2 separate regions of the Homo sapiens genome follow, and region 2 is linked to region 1. Evidence: chromatin contacts called from ENCODE Hi-C or POLR2A ChIA-PET data. All regions are on one chromosome and are shown on one strand. Each heading gives the region's core, a stretch centred on a gene start or an enhancer-like site at or near the end of the contact. The rest is flanking DNA. Distances are from core to core; before and after follow the strand shown.

Region 1 (4,903 bases), core at 1,122-3,621:
AGGTCTAAGCCATCACACCAAGCCTGGTTTATTTATTTATTTAGTTAGTTTTTGAGACAGGGCCTCACTCTGTCACTCAGGCTGGACTGCAGTGGCACAATCTTGGTTCACTGCAACCTCCGCCTCCCGGGTTCAAGTGATCGATCCTCCCACCTCAGCTTCCTGAGTAGCTGGGACTACAAGCCCATACCACCATGCTCAGCTAATTTTTGTATTTTTAGTAGAGACGAGGTTTTGCCATGTTGGCTAGGCTGTGGGGTAATTTATTTTAAAAAAGAAATTTATTTTTTGCAGTTATGGATGCTGTGAAGTCCAAGGTTAAGGACTGCCTCTGGGTTGCATCTGAACTCCTTCTTGCTGGAGGGGACTCGCTGTGATGTTCCAAGGCGTGGCAGGAAATCACATGGCCAGGATGCTGAGACTGCTAACATGCTATCCTTAAGTCTCTTTGCCTTTTCTTTAAAGCCACTAGTTCCCCTCCCATGATAACCTATTAATCCATGAATAGATTAATTTATTTATGAGGGCAGAACCCTCATGATCCAGTCACCTCTTGAAGGCCCCACTTCTAATGAGGATTAAGTTTCAGCCACTTTAGGGATTAAGTTTCAACATGAATTTTGTAAAAGGTGAAAGATTTATGCGATATGAAGAGAAACTAGAGTGACAACATGAATTTTGAAGGGGACAGTCAAACCATAGCAACTGGGATCTGAATCCTGACTTTACCACTTGCTAAATAGACAAATTCCTTAATCTCTATAACTCTGTTTCCTTTTTTTTTTTTTTTTTTTTGGTGAAATAGTTATAATGAAAGTGCTTACATTCTTGGGTTAATGTGAAGATTAAACAAGGTAATGAATATTACATTTCTTGAATATTTATAGTAAACATTCAAGAAATGTTTTGACTCTAGAAGTTACAATAAATCAATTATGAAATAACAAATTAGCATTTGATGCTAAATGTTGGGAAATTTGGGGCAGGTAAACTCTAAAGTGGATTGGAATAGGTAATTTCTAGTAAGGTGGAAGCAGGGTGGATAGGATGAAATGATTAAAAAATGAGAACTACTATGAGTTAGAGTTGTATCATTTCTCCATATAACTTGAATCTTTATACTTCAAACATTTGCACATTACATGTATATTTGTACATATAACACATACTTGTATATATATTCCCTATTACTATAATAGTATTTATTAAGAATAATGATGAATATTGTGCCGGGGAGTCCTCTAATTATGGCTTAAAAAGAAATCTTTCAGCTTGGGCAACATGGCGAAACCCCATCTCTACAAAAAAATACAAAAATTAGCTGGGTGTGATGGTGCACGCCTGTAGTCCCAGCTACTTACTGAGGCAGGAGATCGCTTGAACCTGGGAGGTCAAGGCTACAGTGAGTCGAGATTTCACCACTGCACTCCAGCCTGGGACACGAAGTGAGACCCTGTTTCAAAAAAAAAAAAAATTTAACAGAGTAAGAACCTATACTTTAACTGGAGGGCGATGTGAGGAGTCAAAATAATTGATTAATCAATTATGTCCTCAGCATTGAAAGTCATTGTTTTTGTCTGGAGATGTGTAAAACGTACACTTTGATCTCCAGTTGTTTATAGTCTACTTGGGAATATAAATCTAACAAGAAATATGTAATAACAATAATAACAGCTAACATTGTTGAGTACTGTGTACCGGGCATTGTACTGAGTACATTATATAAATTATTTTACTTAATCCTCATAACCATCAGAGTAGGAAGATTTCATCTTTTTTCCCTCTTTTTATAGTTGGAACTGAGGCTTAGATGTGTGCAAATAAGTGGCAAGGTTCAGATTCAAAATCAGCTAAATTTTATTTGAAGCCTAAAACACTTAACCCACCTACCTTTTATCTACTAAGCCTGTTAGTTCAAAGATTACCTGAAGGTAAATTTTATCAGGCCAGCTTTGGATCTGGGGGGAAAAAATGAAGGTAAATTTTAACTTGAATCGATCTAGACTGTTTATAATGGAATCTGTTGCCTAGCATAAGTTAAGCATGTTGAGGTCACAAAGGATAAGAAATTACCCTTAAGGGATGAAAATTCTTTAGAATAGAATGCAGTAGGCCCACGCAAACAACAACGTGTATAAATAGCTTAAATTAGCCTGTTTTTGCCTAAGTACATTAACTCAAAAGGAAACTCGGTTTAAGAAGTTCACTCCAAAAATAGTGCAAGAAGCATCACTGGTCCATAAAGAGGGGTGGAGTGGGTTACGTCATTTCAGCACCTTTTAAGGTAAAGGAGGAGGGAATCCTCTTGAACTCATTAGCCAATCAGGTTCTGAAGACACTTCCCAAGGCGACTTCCTGTCTCTCCACTTTCTTTCCCTCTCCGTTTTGGTGGGCTGGTGAGTGTGCGCTTAATTTTGCTCTCTAATTGTTTTGAATTTCTCTTCCATTTGAGTTATATACCCAGGTGGCAGGCCTTTATTTCAAGTCGGCATAGGAGTGTGTGTGAGTCGCAAGGAGATTAATTTCGGCTGTGTGGAGGTTGGGAGAAGGCAGTGAAATGCTCTTCCTGGCTTGTTTCCACGTGGGCCTCTGCAGTACTGGGTTTGCCTTCCGTCTCCGAGTCCTGGTGACCCAGGAACAATAGACTGTGCTTCATGTGCACAGTGCGTGTGTTCTTGGAAAACGCCGGCTTCATTTTGCTTGGCGGGAAAGATATTATCATCCTAATGCTGTTTTGATTTATATCTCCCTGGGTGAGGTCAGATTTCGGGAGAAGGCGTTCAGCTCAGTAGAGTTTAATTCTCCGGTGAGTGTCTAGAGGGCCCAGGTCCTTACTGGGTTTGTGGAAGCTGCAGCGTACCTTGTCTTTCTCCTGGCCTTCGCTCAGATCATTTCGGCTTTCTTGGTGAACCTGGGCAGCAAACTCTGAAGACAGATAAGCCTTAAAAGGAGCTCCTAATTTTTAATGTTGCCACTGTGGTGATTGTGTCCTTAAAAGCTATGGAAAAAGATTAGGGACCTTAGTTCAGGGCAAGCCTCTAGATTTAAATTCCAGCGCCACAGTTTACAGCTCTGGTGACCTTGGGAGAAGCAGTGAGCCATTCCGAGGCTTAGCTTTCCAAGATCAGATAAAATATATAAAAACTAGGCTCTAGTTGGTGTGTAATAAATGTTAGGTACCTTTAGAAGTAAGCAGTACTTATTTATTTACAGCAAGTATTTTGGATATCTGTTTTCTCATAAAAAGTTTGCTTAGTGACCTTCAATGTCATTTCACTGAATTCCTTTCTTTTGGTACATGTTAATTTTAATGTGATGTTTGTGTTGGATATTCTTATAGGCAGAAAGTGTGAGAAAGACAAATAATAAACCAGTTAATCGAATGTAGTAATAGGTATTTGTAGGCCTCCCATAATTTTTATAATTCTCAAGCATTGTTAAAATTTATTTTTTGGGGCATGGCGGCGCATGCCTGTAATCCCAGCTACTCGGGAGGCTGAGGCAGGAGAATCGCTTGAACCCGGGAGGTGGAGGTTGCGGTGAGCCGAGATCGCGCCATTGCACTCCAGCCTGGGCAACAAGAGCGAAACTCTGTCTCAAAAAAAAAAAAAAAAAAAAAAAAATATATATATATATATATATATGTATACACATCATATATATATATATTTTTGAATAGGTAATACATTCACATGGTTCAAAATTCAAAAGATATCAAAGTTTCTTATCCCCTTCCCTAAGCCATCCAATTCCTCTCCCTCATAACAGTGTTACTAAGATATTTTATGCATATAAGCAAATATGTGTAGGTATCCTTCCCTTTTACTATACCTACTCTACTATGTGTCTTACTTTTTCCACTTAAGTTCCATGAGTAGAGTGTTCACATTCTTCATAATGGTAACATAGTATTCTTTAAAAATTATTTTTTTTAAAAAATATATTTTTTCAGTAGGTTTTCAGGGTATAATGGTAACTCAGTATTCTAATTTATGTACCTACTATAATTTATTTAGCTTTTATCAGTAGGTATTCAGATAGTTTATGATCTTGATATTTCCCCCTCAAATGAATAACCTTGTAAATCAGTCAGTTGGCATAAAGGCATTTCAATTGGGTTTTGGTATATTCTTGTTTAAAAGGACTCTAGATATTTTGCAGTGCTTCCTATTTATATTTATTTTGTACACGGTGGTGATTAGAAACCAATCAATACTCTAAACTTGATTGAGCAATAAAGGATTTTCTACCGAAAGGAAAATCATCTTGATGGCTTTTATGTGAATATATCTTTGCCCACTTTGGTTTGAGTGGGGATGGTTTATCTTGTTATGAGCATGTGTTTAATGCTGGGAAGGAGTGACAGCAGTGGCCCAGAACAACCAAGTCATCTTTGTATTCACAGGGGCAGAAAGGGCATGCTTTCAGTGTTTACTTAGAAAATGTGTGCTGGATATGCCCCTGAACTCATGGTGTTGAGGGCATATTTTAGTATTAAGTTAGGAAAAGCTGAAATGTATTTTAGGATGTAAACATGCAAAATAAAAAAGGAAGCCTTTGGGAATTTCTCCAAAGCTGTTTTAGTCTTAAGAGGCTTAGTTCCGGTTTTTTAGGTGGAAGTTTTGTGAGTTGGGAAAACATTACATTCTTTCCAATGGAAGCATGCTTTTGTTAATAAGACTTCATAATACATTGGAGTCTTCATTGTTAAGTAGGAAATGAGGGGAAGGGGGAAGCAAACCTGTGTCTTTTTTGCTTGAAGGACAATATGGCCGGGCGCGGTGGCTCACGCCTGTAACCCCAACACTTTGGGAGGCCGAGGAGGGTGGATCACCTGAGGTCGGGAGTTCGAGACCAACCTGATCAACATGGAGAAACCCCGTCTCTACTAAAAATACAAAAT
Region 2 (4,903 bases), core at 1,956-4,455, 1.1 Mb before region 1:
GAGAAAATGGAGAACTGTTAACAATGACAGGAGCCTTAGGCAAAGGAAGCTACTGAAATTGAGCCTAAAACTTAGCTATCAGTTTCTTGGCAAAATAAAATAAGATTTCTTAAGTCACAAAAACAAAAACAAAGGACAGATTCAAACCTGGAAAGTTTCTTTCTTTTTTATTATAATATTACTTGTTAATACTTTAAATTTACTTTTCTTCACTATACACCATGATTCTTCATGGGAAGTTTCTTGATGTGAAAAGGAACCACTTCTGTCCTGGCATGGTGGCTCACACCTACAATACTAGTACTTTGGGAGGCCAAGGTGGGAGGATCGCTTGAGCCTAGGAATTTGAGACCAGCCTGGACAACATGGTGAGATCCTGTCTCTATTAAAAACAAAAGCAAAAGCAAAAAGGAACCACTTTTTTAAATGTGGCTACCTCTTGATTGTTCAACTTCATAAATGGGGTAGAGAATTAAGAACAGTGGGTAAACTTGAAAGCTACTTGTATTTAATTTTAAAATGCACTTTCTCATGAACGAGGCCAACGTAAAATTTATAACACTCTAAATAACAAAATTTAAACTGTGGAGACCTGATTGAGGAGAAATTGGGAATTTCATGCAGGTAAGTCCAATGTGAGATTTGCAACACTCAAATAATGAAATTTAAAAATGAAGATCTCACTTAGAAGAAAATGGCAACTAAGAGTGCAAAGCACCAAGCAGATTTTAGCTGTTTTTGTTTGTTTGTTTGAGATGGAGTCTCACTCGTTCACCTAGGCTGGAGTACAATGGCGCAATCTCGGCTCACTGCAACCTCTGCCTCCCAGGTTCAAGCGATTCTCCTGCCTCAGCCTCCTGAGTATCTGGGATTACAGGCGCGCACCACCACACCCGGCTAATTTTTGTATTTTTAGTAGAGATGGGGTTTCACATGTTGGTCAGGCTGGTCTCGAACTCCTGACCTCGTGATCCGCCCTCCTTGGCCTCCCAAAGTGCTGGGATTACAGGCATGAGCCACCGCACCCCGCCTCACCTGTTTTTTTAAAATTAATTATTATTATCTTTTATAGAGACAGAGTTTGATCACGTTGCCCAAGCTGGTCTAGAACTCTTGGGCTCATGCAATTCTCCTGCCTCAGCCTCCCAAACAGTTGGGATTACTGGCACGAGCTACTGTGCTGGGCCCAGATTTAGGTTTTATATCATTTCAAAGTTTGCTGCATACTAGATTCACACTTATCCTGCTTATGAGAATAATAAATAAAAGCAACAAAAAAGTTAAACTGGCACTGGGCACATTGGCTCATGCCTGTAATCCTAGCACTTTAGGAGGCTGAGGCGGGCAGATCACTTGAGGCCAGGAGTTAAAGAGCCTGGGTAACAGGGTGAAACCCCGTCTCTACAAAAATTCAAAAAAAAAAAAAAAATTAGCTGGGTGTGGTGGCGCACACCTGTATTCCCAGCTACTTGGGAGGTTGAGGCAGGAGAATCACTTGAGCCCAGGAGGTGGAGGCTGCAGTGAGCCAAGATCGTGCTACTGCACTCCAGCCTGGGCTACAGGGAGACTGTCTCAAAAAAAAAAAGAAAGAAAAAAAAAGTTAAACTAGCAACTGGCCCTTGTCAACCCCATTTTCATCCATGAAAACGTTAGGATTATAGGATAAGCCCATGCAACAGCCACTGACAATTCTTGGTAAAAAAAACTGATGCAAATGGTCCACACCACTTTTGAAAATAAATATAAAAGTCCTCAAAAAATGGCAGATGGTTCAAGACTTCAGTTTCTCAAAGACAGAAATTTTTGTCTGTTCCACCATTCTCTTTTGCCTCTCCCAAACAAGTGATACATATCTATATTATGACAATATTTCAACCAAACTTTTTTAACGAACACTTCAGGGTTTCATCATAACCTTTACTTCTACTTTAAAACAGCATAAGAAACTATAATTACAGCTGTTTGACAGCTGGGGAAACTGTGACATACAAAGATGAAGTAATGTGCCCAACGTCTGAGTCACTGGCAAATTGAAACACATGTCCTACTCAACTCTTTTATATTCTCTAGCAGCTATTTCCTTTCCTCCTGACATTAGCAAAACAAGCTGACACCATGTAGGTAAAGGTAACCACAAATTTTTTATCAAAGTAGGAAATTTAGGCCGGGCGCAATGGCTCAGGCCTGTAATCCCAGCACTCCGGGAGGCCGAGGTGGGTGGATCACCTGAGGTCAGGAGTTCGAAACCAGCCTGGCCAATATGGTGAAACTGCCATCTCTACTAAATATACAAAAATTAGCCGAGCGTGGTGGCGCACGCCTGTAATCCCAGCTACTCGGGAGGCTGAGGCAGGAGAATCGCTTGAACCCAGGAGACAGAGGTTGCAGTGAGCCGAGATCGCACCACTGCACTTCAACCTGGGCGATAAAGCGAGACTCTGTCTCAAAACAAAAGAAAACCAATAAGCTCCTCCCCTCAACCCCAATTTCTTCAGCTGCTGAAACATTTTCTTTCCACTGCGATCCCCTAAGATTACTGTAGCTATTTCTCCCCAGAGAAAGGAGACAATTCCACTCTGTCTTCTAATCCAGAATCCCTTTTCTCTTTAAACAGGTTATCTCTTTCCAATACCTTGCTTTCTGATGACAGCAACTTCCCAAGACTTCCCCAGATAGTCCCCACAGGCTCTAGAAGCAACCGCCACTTTTCTCTAAACACCAATTGCGGCCCTTGGTTCCCAGCCCCCGTCCCCGGAGTCCGTGCTCTCCTCCCCACTACCCTACCCCACCGCTGCCTCAGGCCCTACCCCCGCGGCGTCGGCAGCTCTGGCTCACCTCGGCCCCTGACAGGAAGGGGTGCGAAGGCCCTGTGATCGTCAGGTAATTGTCATTTCCTCCGGGAAACTGGAAACCAAAAGAAAGTCGCGGGGATAAGTTAGGGGGAGCAGGGAGTCAGCTTGGAGCGATGGCTTTTGACCCTGACATTCTGACAACACTCCCCAAACCCCGCTCTCTCTCCTCTCCCGTCAGTCGCCTCTCCGCCCGGCTTCCCGTCCCTGCTTCAACCCGGTCGGCCGCGTTCTCTCGCCAGCCTTCTTAGCTATCAGGTTCCTACCTCCATCTTCACACAACCGCTCCCACCGTCTCAGACCCTCATCGCTCCCACCGCCCCCACTGGACTCGGAACTGCCGTCACTTCCGCAAGGACGTGTGTTCTCTCTGCTGATTGGAAGGAGCGCCGTGGGGCTGCAGAGAGTCAGGCGCTGGGCTATCGCCCCCTGGAGTTTGGAGGGATAAGGGCATGTAGAAGTGCTAGAAGCGTCCCTGGAGGTGGCGTAGGGTACTCCCGACCTAAGGATGATTCCGGGGAGTGCAATAGAGACGTGATCTGGGCTAGAGGAGCCGGAGGGGCGGGGGAGCGGGGGGAAGGGGGAGAAGAAGAAGATCGGTAGATTGAGTGGCTAGAGAGGTCGGAGGTAAGTGGCTATAGAAGTCGGGCGGACCCGGAACCCAGAGGACGCGACACCATGACTTATGCTTATCTCTTCAAGTATATCATCATCGGAGACACAGGTAACCCTCAGGTGGTTCGCCTTCAAGGCTCGGGCGGGCATTCGAAGCTCCCAAATTGGGTGGCGGGGGCGGGGCTCACTTTGTGGGCTGGGCGATTCGAGACGGGCGGGGCGGTTCGGGGCGGCCGGGGGCGGGGCTCGGGAGCCCCCCTTCTCTGGTCCGGGAAGTCCATACTCTGGAAGGTGTTCCAGGGCTGCGTGATTCCGGGAGTGTGCTTTCTCTTTCAGGTGTGGGGAAGTCATGTCTCCTCCTGCAGTTTACAGATAAGCGGTTCCAGCCTGTCCACGACCTCACAATAGGTAAGTGCATCTACTTGTTCCAGAACAGATGATAAAACCTGACTAGCTAAATTGCTAAAGTGGAAAGTTAGCAGCCTTCAGTGTTCGAAGTAAAAAGTTACCCCTCACTACTTTAAACTAGTCCAAACTTATGTTAATGAAGTGACCAATGAAACGTTGATATGTGGGGAGTAGTGTAAGGGAGAGTATATAATTGAAAGGTAACTTTTTAGAGTGTGAGGTATAGACTCGTCATATAATTTTTTTTCAAATACAATTTGTATGTTTATGGAAAATCCCACGAAAGCATAACTGCTTATTTATGAACTCATCTGTGCTTTGAGGTAAATTAATACCAGCCTTACTTTTAAAAAGTAAACACCAATACATGGACATTTTTTATATTGGTGAAGAAGCAAATTGAGGAGTCATCCCTGCCTTAGAATTAATAGGCAAATAAAACTAAAAACTTTCCTTTTAAATGAAAGAGTGTGTTAACAGTTCCTCAAACGCACTGGCGATCCTGGAAAATATTAACCTTTCCCACACGTTTGTGATAAGGCATGGCCTGAAGAGGCTTTTAACTACCCCCTCTTCGTTATCTCCGTAACCCCAGTCCAAATAAACAACATATATGAAACTAGCTTTCTTGCCATGCAAATGCAGTTTCTAAATAAACCCCTACATCCCCATTCTTACCATATTGCTACTTCCAAGTCCCACCTGTATGGAAACCTGAAGCTACCACTGTTCCTAACGGATTTATTTAGAGTCAAATAATTGATGGGGTTAGAAAAGGATTTGGCAGTATCAACTAAAAGGTATTTTAAAGGGAATATTGAGCGAATTCTCACTTTGCGATAGGGGCTAATGATACAATGCTTAACAAGGCAACAATGCTTAATTGTGCCTCTGGCAATTATTGGAAATGTAAAATGTATTGTTAAAAAAATTAGGTGGGCGTTGTGGCGTGTGCCTGTAAGGTACTTACTTGGGAGGCTGAGGCAGGAGAATCACTTGAACTCAGGAGGTGGAGGCTGCAGTGAGCTGAG

The links. Hi-C counts contacts between places; a loop is a spot of excess contacts on that map. ChIA-PET counts read pairs that join two places held with the same protein, here RNA polymerase II (POLR2A). Pooled maps may share reads with other maps.
Region 2: a loop to region 1 is called in a pooled map, with 9 times the contacts of the local background. The contact joins the promoter of TOX4 here to the promoter of CCNB1IP1 in region 1. A Hi-C loop is called at or near these places in 1 of 168 maps with a recorded cell type or tissue (ascending aorta), 2 of 37 single-sample maps with no recorded cell type and 13 of 50 pooled maps. POLR2A ChIA-PET finds 5 or more read pairs at or near these places in 1 of 52 experiments (GM10248).

The regions. Positions count from the first base shown.
Region 1 is chr14:20,330,747-20,335,649 of GRCh38, reverse strand. It overlaps CCNB1IP1 (cyclin B1 interacting protein 1), which reads left to right and starts at 2,371. Exons shown (of 7, transcript NM_021178.5): 1 at 2,371-2,396. RefSeq lists an enhancer at 2,292-2,601.
Region 2 is chr14:21,475,497-21,480,399 of GRCh38, reverse strand. TOX4 (TOX high mobility group box family member 4) reads right to left here and starts at 3,205. Exons shown (of 9, transcript NM_014828.4): 1 at 3,116-3,205; 2 at 2,836-2,904. The coding sequence starts at 3,121. RAB2B (RAB2B, member RAS oncogene family) reads left to right here and starts at 3,441. Exons shown (of 8, transcript NM_032846.4): 1 at 3,441-3,573; 2 at 3,801-3,872. The coding sequence starts at 3,528. RefSeq lists enhancers at 3,255-3,324, 3,905-4,024.